Linked DNA regions of Homo sapiens: region 2 is linked to region 1. Evidence: chromatin contacts called from ENCODE Hi-C or POLR2A ChIA-PET data. All regions are on one chromosome and are shown on one strand. The core of a region is the stretch at or near the end of the contact, and the rest is flanking DNA. Distances in the headings are between cores, read along the strand shown.

What was found. A loop is a pair of places that touch in the nucleus more often than their neighbours do. ChIA-PET counts read pairs that join two places held with the same protein, here RNA polymerase II (POLR2A). Pooled maps may share reads with other maps.
Region 2: POLR2A ChIA-PET joins it to region 1 with 11 read pairs in activated T-cell. The contact joins two enhancer-like sites. A Hi-C loop is called at or near these places in 2 of 168 maps with a recorded cell type or tissue (astrocyte of the cerebellum and heart right ventricle) and 1 of 50 pooled maps. POLR2A ChIA-PET finds 5 or more read pairs at or near these places in 3 of 52 experiments (CD4-positive, alpha-beta T cell, OCI-LY7 and activated T-cell).

The regions. Positions count from the first base shown.
Region 1 is chr1:10,644,303-10,647,839 of GRCh38, reverse strand. It overlaps CASZ1 (castor zinc finger 1), which reads left to right. Exons shown (of 21, transcript NM_001079843.3): 16 at 1-39; 17 at 1,514-1,712; 18 at 2,752-2,923. Among named protein-coding and RNA genes, the nearest start is that of CASZ1, 150 kb to the left of the region's middle. RefSeq lists an enhancer at 1,033-1,538. Within about 2 kb of position 1,284, at least 3 of the 41 ENCODE cell types and tissues checked have a DNase peak (open chromatin) inside an H3K27ac peak, as active enhancers do.
Region 2 is chr1:10,708,852-10,712,842 of GRCh38, reverse strand. The region is part of intron 2 of CASZ1 (castor zinc finger 1); the gene reads left to right. Among named protein-coding and RNA genes, the nearest start is that of CASZ1, 86 kb to the left of the region's middle. RefSeq lists an enhancer at 3-547. Within about 2 kb of position 2,167, at least 2 of the 41 ENCODE cell types and tissues checked have a DNase peak (open chromatin) inside an H3K27ac peak, as active enhancers do.

The DNA.
Region 1 (3,537 bases), core at 35-2,534:
GCCCCAGGTCAAACCCGGATTCCTCCAGTTCCAGGAGAAGTGAGTCCCTCGATGAGCCGGGAGTCCCGCGTTCCCCTCGCGTCTCGGGAGTAGGTGCTAGCAAGGGCGCTAGGAGGCCCTGTTCCTCACTGCGGATGGTGCTGCTGTCCCCAGCCTCTCTGGGGCATGGCCATCGGGTGATGTCCTTCTAGCCAAAGATGCTGCTGCTCCTACCTCACTGCCTGTCCCAGAGCAGGCCAGCCCGCGTGGGCCGATGGTGGCGGCAGTGGCTACTGCTCCTGCAGGGCATGTGGTGATCCTGCCAGGGCCAGGTGGGGTGGACTGGGCGTGGTGGTCCTCAGAGGACAACTCCCAGCCTGACAAGGAGGGCTGCGTCTCCCTCCGAGCCTCCGTATTGGCCTCCTCTGTGGCTCACACCCATGGCTGAATCTCTGCAGGGCACGTGAAGTCACGGGTAGGGGCCAGGCCCCTCCAGGCCGTCACTGGCCTGCACAGTGGTCTGAGCTCTTGGGTGGAAGGGACCCTCCTCACTGGATGGTGGTGGCTCCTTGCAGGGAGAACGGTGACTTTGTATTGTCATGTGTGCGGCTTCCTGTTCTCAATAAAAGTAATAAATTGGATTATTTATATCGCCTGAGTGGCAGCTGTCCTCCCTCTCTGAGCAACTGGGGCTGGGCCCACAGCATGGAAGGGGCCCAGCACTGTTCTCCGTCCCCCCCACCAGCCTCCCCTCCCCCTCCTCCTCCCCAGAGTAGCAGCTCAGGTTTCCCTGGCCTGGTCAGAGTGCCCACCGTGGGTCCCCTGGGAGGGGACTACAGTGTTGCCAACCAGAGTTGAAGGCTGGGACCAGTGTCCTCCTGCACCCCTCTGCATCCTGGAGGCGGCCTAGGGCAGGCCAGCACACCCGCTCTGCCCCAGCAGCTCTCCCACTCCGCCGGCAAGTGAGGTCTGAGTGGGTGGGCACCATGGGCCCCGAGTTGATCCTGGGGAGCCCAGCAGCTGTGAGCCCCCAGGAGCTGACACCAGGCACGCGCTCCTGCTTGCTAAGGGCCTGTGGCAGCAGCGCTTCCTGGTGGGGCCGAGCACCCATCTGCAGTCTGTCAGCCACATCCACGGTGGCGCCCATGCCACGCCAGCCAGGGCCTCACGGCACCCCGCCAGGGCTGGCAGCACCATCCTTATTTTCCGATCCAAGAAGTTATTACAGCCATCCTTATCTATAATCCTGAGGTGTGGCCATGGAAACTACTTGTCCCAGCATGCAATGCTCTGGGCACCCTGCATATTGCAATCCCTGTGCACCATGCAGAGCTCCTAAAAGGAGGCAGGAATGCATGCTGGGATCTGTAGTCTCCAGCTGAGTCATCCTGTTGAGCAGGACAGCAGCCCAGGCCATCCCTCTTGGTGGTACCGCTGGTCGTGGGGGAGTGAACTCCAACACAAGTGAAGTCAGGACACCAGCAGGGAGGGCTTGAGAATGGCAATGACCTTCTGGGCTGTGGTTTCCTTCCAGCGATCCTTGCCTCGCCACGGACTGCAAGTACGCCAACAAGTTCCACTTCCACTGTCTCTTTGGGAACTGCAAGTACGTCTGCAAAACGTCTGGCAAGGCCGAATCCCACTGCCTGGACCACATCAACCCCAACAACAACCTGGTGAACGTGCGAGACCAGTTTGCATACTACTCTCTGCAGTGTCTCTGTCCCAACCAGGTCAGCATGGCGGTACACGGCGCAGGGGCAGAGTAGGGGGCAGGGAGGTGCAGGGCTAGCTCAGGGCACAGGACAGTCACCTCCTGGCAGAGGCTCCATTTCTCACACCTTGCTTATTTAAATGGGCCTCCCGGACTCTGGAAAGAGCACCATCTGCCCCTAGGCCCCTGGAGACCCCTGGGCAGGGGTCCAGATTGGTGCTAGTTGGTGAGGTCTAACCCCCGAGTGGTGACTCAATGCTGGGCAGCCACCGTGCCCTTGACATCATTCTTGCCTATCCTGGAACTAGCTTTATGCCCCCTTTTTCCAAAGCCCTAGAATTTTCGAACAGGCCCATTGTCCGTGCCCACACAGGAAAGTCAGATCAGATTCACCTTAAAGGCCTGACTCCCAAGACCAGGAGGGGCTGCCTGAGGGGGAAACTGGGCCCAGAAGTGCTAGTATAGAGCAGTGATGTCTGCCCAGGTCTAGACATACAGGGAAGAGTGTTAAAATAGATTCGCGATGTCTGCTCTAGGTATGGGATTGCAGATGGCCTGCAAGGTTACCAGGCTAGGATGCTTTAGTGCAGTGACTAAGGGCAGACACTGCCTTTTTTTTGAGACAGTCTCGCTCTGTCACCCAGGCTGGAGTGCAGTGGCACGATCTCGGCTCACTGCAAGCTCTGCCTCCCGGGTTCACGCCATTCTCCTGCCTCAACCTCCCGAGTAGCTGGGACTACAGGCGCCCGCCACCACGCCCGGCTAATTTTTTGTATTTTTAGTAGAGACGGGGTTTCACCTCTTTAGCCAGGATGGTCTTGATCTCCTGATCTCGTGATCCGCCCACCTCGGCCTCCCAAAGCGCTGGGATTATAGGCGTGAGCCACCGCGCCCGGCCCTGCGCTGCTTTTTAACATGTGAAAGGTGTTTCTATGATCATCAGCTTCTGAGCAGAGAAGAACACATGTGCCAAGGGCCCACCACAGCCTCAGGCCCGGGGCAGGCAGGAGCTCTTGAAAGTCACCCGCCTGTCCTGACCCTCCCGTGTCTCCCTGCAGCACTGCGAGTTCCGAATGCGTGGGCACTACCACTGCCTCCGCACCGGCTGCTATTTTGTGACCAACATCACCACCAAGCTCCCCTGGCACATCAAGAAGCATGAGAAGGCGGAGCGGCGGGCAGCCAATGGCTTCAAATACTTCACCAAGCGCGAGGAGTGTGGCAGGCTAGGTACCGAGGGCTGGGGCTGCGGGCAGGGACTTGCAGCAGGCATCAAGACCATGGCCCCCGTGGCCTGGGCCGCCTCTCCTGGTACCCGCGTCCTGTTCCCCACCGCAGGCTCCACGTTTTGTTAAAGGTGTCCCAGATATCACGGGCTAGGCACTGTCAAGCTTGTGAAACAGTCCAAACCCACAAAGCCCAGCAAGAAGAGTGGGGGTGACTCACGCAGGGCACCGCCCCTCCACCCCCAGACAGCCGCCCTGGGACCTCATCTTGAGCATCCAGGGCCTGGGCGTGGTTCTGTTTTCCTTTTCTTATCAAGAAGGCGAGCAGGGAATTTTTAGGAGTTCAACGTTCTTTGCTCTGGGATCTCTTTCCATGGCTTTCATGATGAGGTTTTTGTCCGCAGTGAGCTACAGTTTGTTCTTCCATTCATCCATTCTGCAGTTATTTATGGAGGGACAGCTGTGTGCCAGGCTGGGTGCTGTCACAGGGGTGGGGGTGGTGACAGTGGTGGCGACTCAGATCTAATGGGGAACGGTCAAGTTCTCCATGGGCTCAGCTGGAGCACCCGTGACCCGGAACCCAGGAAGGGGTGCTGTGGCTTTGGGAAGGGAGGCCAC
Region 2 (3,991 bases), core at 918-3,417, 64 kb before region 1:
AGCATGGTGGAGAGATGGATTGGCTGGGCCGTGTGTATTGGGATCCGCACAGGAGAAGCGCTGTGTGTGTGCCGGGAACGGCAGCCCGCGGGGGTGCGGAATCACAGGCACTTGAGCGGGGGGGTCCTAAGGGGAGGTCCCTTCACTGCAACCATCCTAGCCTTTCTGCCTCGTCCTCTCCCTCAGTGATCACACAGCACATCCTGTGGAGCCCCGGGAGCCCCACTCGGATGGTGGATTCTCAAGCAGAGGGGGAAAGAGGGCCCATTTGAAGTCACCGTGTCTCACCTACCCACCCCCCTGGCTTGGCTTCCCCAGCACCTGCCCTGAGCTGCCACATGGGGACAAATTCCTTCTCTCCCTAGCAGTTGCTTTTTTAAAAAAGCGATATCATTTTATTTTACTTTATGGTGGCAAAATGCACACACCGTAAAATTTACCATTGTAACCATTTTATTTTATTTTACTTTATTTTATTTTATTTATGTATTTATTTGAGACAGAGTCTCACTCTTGTCTTCCAGGCTGGAGTGCAATGAGGCGATTGTGGCTCACTGCAACTTCCACCTCCTAGGTTCAAGTGATTTTCCTGCCTCAGCCTCCCGAGTAGCTGGGATTACAGGCGCCCACCACCATGCCCGGCTACTTTTTGTATTTTTAGTAGAGACGGGGTTTCATCATGTTGGCCAGACTGGTCTCCAACTCCTGACCTCAAGTGATCTGCCTGCCTTGGTCTCCCGAAGTGCTGGGATTACAGGCATGAACCACCACGCCCGGCCTGTAATCACTTTAAAGTATAGAAATCAGTGGCATCAAGTACGTTTGCAGAGTTGCACAACTATTAAGCTAGTTCCAGAACTTTTTCATCACTCCAGACAGAAACCCTGAACCCCTTAGCAGTCCCTCCTCACTGTCCCCTTCCCCCAGTCCCTGGCAACCACTGCTTTCTGTCTCTGTGGATTTGCCTGTTCCGGATATTCCATATTAATGGAATCATACAACTTGTGGCCTATTGTGTCTGTCTGGCTCCTTTCTCGTTCAACATTTCCAGGTCTATCCACATTGTAGCCCATATCAGAACTTCACTCCTTTTTTATAGCTGAATAATATTCAATAGTATGGACAGACTCCATGTTGTATGTCCATTTCTCAGTCCATGGACACTTGAATTGTATCTACCATCTGACTACTGTGAATAGTGCTGCTATGAACATTCATGCACAAGGTTTTGTTTGTTTTTCTTTTTTTTTTTTTTTTGAGTACCTGTTTTCCATTTTTTCTGGTATATGCCTGGGAATGGAATTGCACCATCTCTCCTAGCTTCTTAAAGGCAGGGACCCTGGAAACTAATAAGAGGCCATATTTATTGAGCACTTGCTATGTGCCACCTACTGTGCTAACCATTATTTCCGCGAGTCCTCAACAGCACAGGAATGGAAGCTCCCTGAGGGTTGAGTCTTTGGTTTGCCAATGTTCTCTAGGTCTAGGACAAGGATCTAATAGCATGTAGTAGGTGCCCAAGAAATACTGAATGAACTTCCTTTGAGCTAGGTACTCATGGGCCCCCACTTTTCAATGGAAGAAGCTGGGGCCTGGAGAGGTTAAGCAGCCTGCGTACCCAATTGCATGGCAGGAGGCAGCAGAGGCAGGATTCAAACTCAATTCTCACCAACTCGACTTTTGTATGCTGTCTTTTTCTTTTTTCTCCCCCCAAGACGGAGTCTCGCTCTGTCGCCCAGGCTGGAGTGTAGTTGCATGATCTCAGCTCACTGCAACCTCTGCCTCCCGGGTTCAAATGATTCTCACGCCTCAGCCTCCCGAGTAGCTGGGATTACAGGCGTGCACCACCACACCCGGCTAATATTTGTATTTTTAGTAGAGACAGGGTTTCACCATATTGGCCAGGCTGGTTTCAAACTCCTGACCTCAGGTGATCTGCCCACCTTGGCCTCCCAAAGTGCTGGGATTACATGAGCTACTGCCCCCGGCCTTTTGTAAGCTTCTTGTTTTCTCTTCCTTGTGCCTGGCACAGCGTCACGCACACAGTGTGTGCTCAGTGAGTGCCTGATGATCTCGCTGTGGAGCAGGGACAAGAGAGATCTAGGGTCACTTGACCTGGCACAGGGGCTGGGGAAAGCCTGGAGCAGGTGTTGTCTTTCTGTGCATCTGTTGGCGACGTGCCTGTCTGTTGAGAGGAGGCACTGCCTACCACGCTGAGCCCTGAGCTGGCAGAGACTGGAGTGGGCACTGCTAAGCACCCTCCCAGCACCTGGGAAAATCTTCTTGCTGACTCCTTTGCCAGAACCACTCCTCATCTTGACCTTCAAGGCCCTTAGAGAAAAGGAGAGCAAACTAGGCCACCAACTTGGACCCTTCCTCCTGGGGAGACTAGGGGTCCTGCCCAAGAAGATCGGGCAGGGCCACTGGGAAATGGAGGCGTTGCTTCCTCCTAAGGGGGTCTCAGGAGGGGTGGGGAGGCCAGCTTTTCTCCTGGAGCCTTGAGAGAGTCAGGCAGGGCCTCGAATTCACCATTGAAGTCCCTGGCCAGGCATGGGGACCACATAGGGCAACATCCCATGAAGGACTTGAGGCCCTGACTGGGGAAGGTCCAAGACAGGCAAAGGTGGGCTGGAAGCTGGTGCTGAGCCAGCCTCAGGGTGGAGGGTCAAGTTGAGGTCTCCTGCTTTTTAAAAATTACTATGATTAAAAACACTTCTTAAGCCAGGTCTTGGGAGAGCAAGGTGGGAAAACCCATTTCCTGTCCCCAAAGGACGAGGGCCCTTCCTCTTGACCCTATGTAGACTTTTCAGGTTCCTGGCCCAATTCCAACCAAGACTGTGCCTGGAAAGAGCCCAGAGCCAATCCGGAGGCCTGCTCCGACTCCGGGGTCTGGACAGCCACCCCCACCGCCCCTCCCTGGTCCGGGGCCCAGGCTCCTTTCCCGAGGCCTCTGTCTCGATCGGGCACCTGCTGGCCTGTGCGGGCCGCCGGCCCCCTCATTGTCCTGCTAACTGCTGTGTAAAAGTTCCGGGCTTCCTCTGACCTTTCCGTTTTGCCTGGTTATGCCATGGGATCCCCCTGGTGCGCATCCCCCTGCGGCACTGCCCGGGGCACTGCTCAGCCCCTGCCTGGGGCCTTTCTCTCCCCAGCCGTCCTCCGGGCAGCACTTTGATTCGCTTTCTTTTCTCCTCTCTTTCTCTCTCTCCCTCTCTCTCTCTCCCCCTCTCCCGCTCTCTCTTTCTTTTTCACTCTTTTAACATGCTTTTCCTAAAAAGTTTTTTAATCAATCAAATTTGAGGCAGAAAATAGGTTTTGTCACGCCTGGTCCCGGGGTAGTGAGACTCTCACTCGGGCTCCTGACAGCTCCTCAATACAGGAAGGAGGCCAAACAGAATATTTCTCCGGGAAAGTGCCCGTTTCCATGACGCTGCCCCTGTTGTCTATGCCGCCCCCCTCCTCACACTGCCGGGCTGACATGGCCCCAGCCCCTGTGAAAGGGCTGGCCAGGGAGAGGCTGTGCGTGAGGATGGGGCTGGGGGCAGGGGGAAGGAGACGCAGTGGAGTGCGGGGGCGGATGGGCAGCCCGACAGCTGCCCCGAGCCCCCATGGCCCCGGGAGGCCTGGGGAGCAGGTAGGAGTGCTGGCCGAGGAGCCTGGCCTGGTGCTTCATAAATATGGAGCTGGGCAGCTGTGGGTGAGAGGCTCCAAAGCCAAGTCCTGGACCAGCAGCGGCTCCAGCAAGAGGGAACTGCAGATGGAGGAGGCCCCTTCAGGTCCTGGTACGCTGGTCCCTGCCACTTCTCCGCCTGTCACTCTCCCCCGTCCCATCTCTCGTGGCACTCCCTCCCTCCCTCACCCATGGCCCCCCCCCTCCCCGTCCTCCATCCCTTGCTTCCTTCCTGCCCTCCCCCGACCCTGGCACCTCTTGTGCCGGAGGAGCCTCTGGTCCTCCCAGCGCCCAGCCCACCAGGCCCCACTCCGAGCCGCCTGC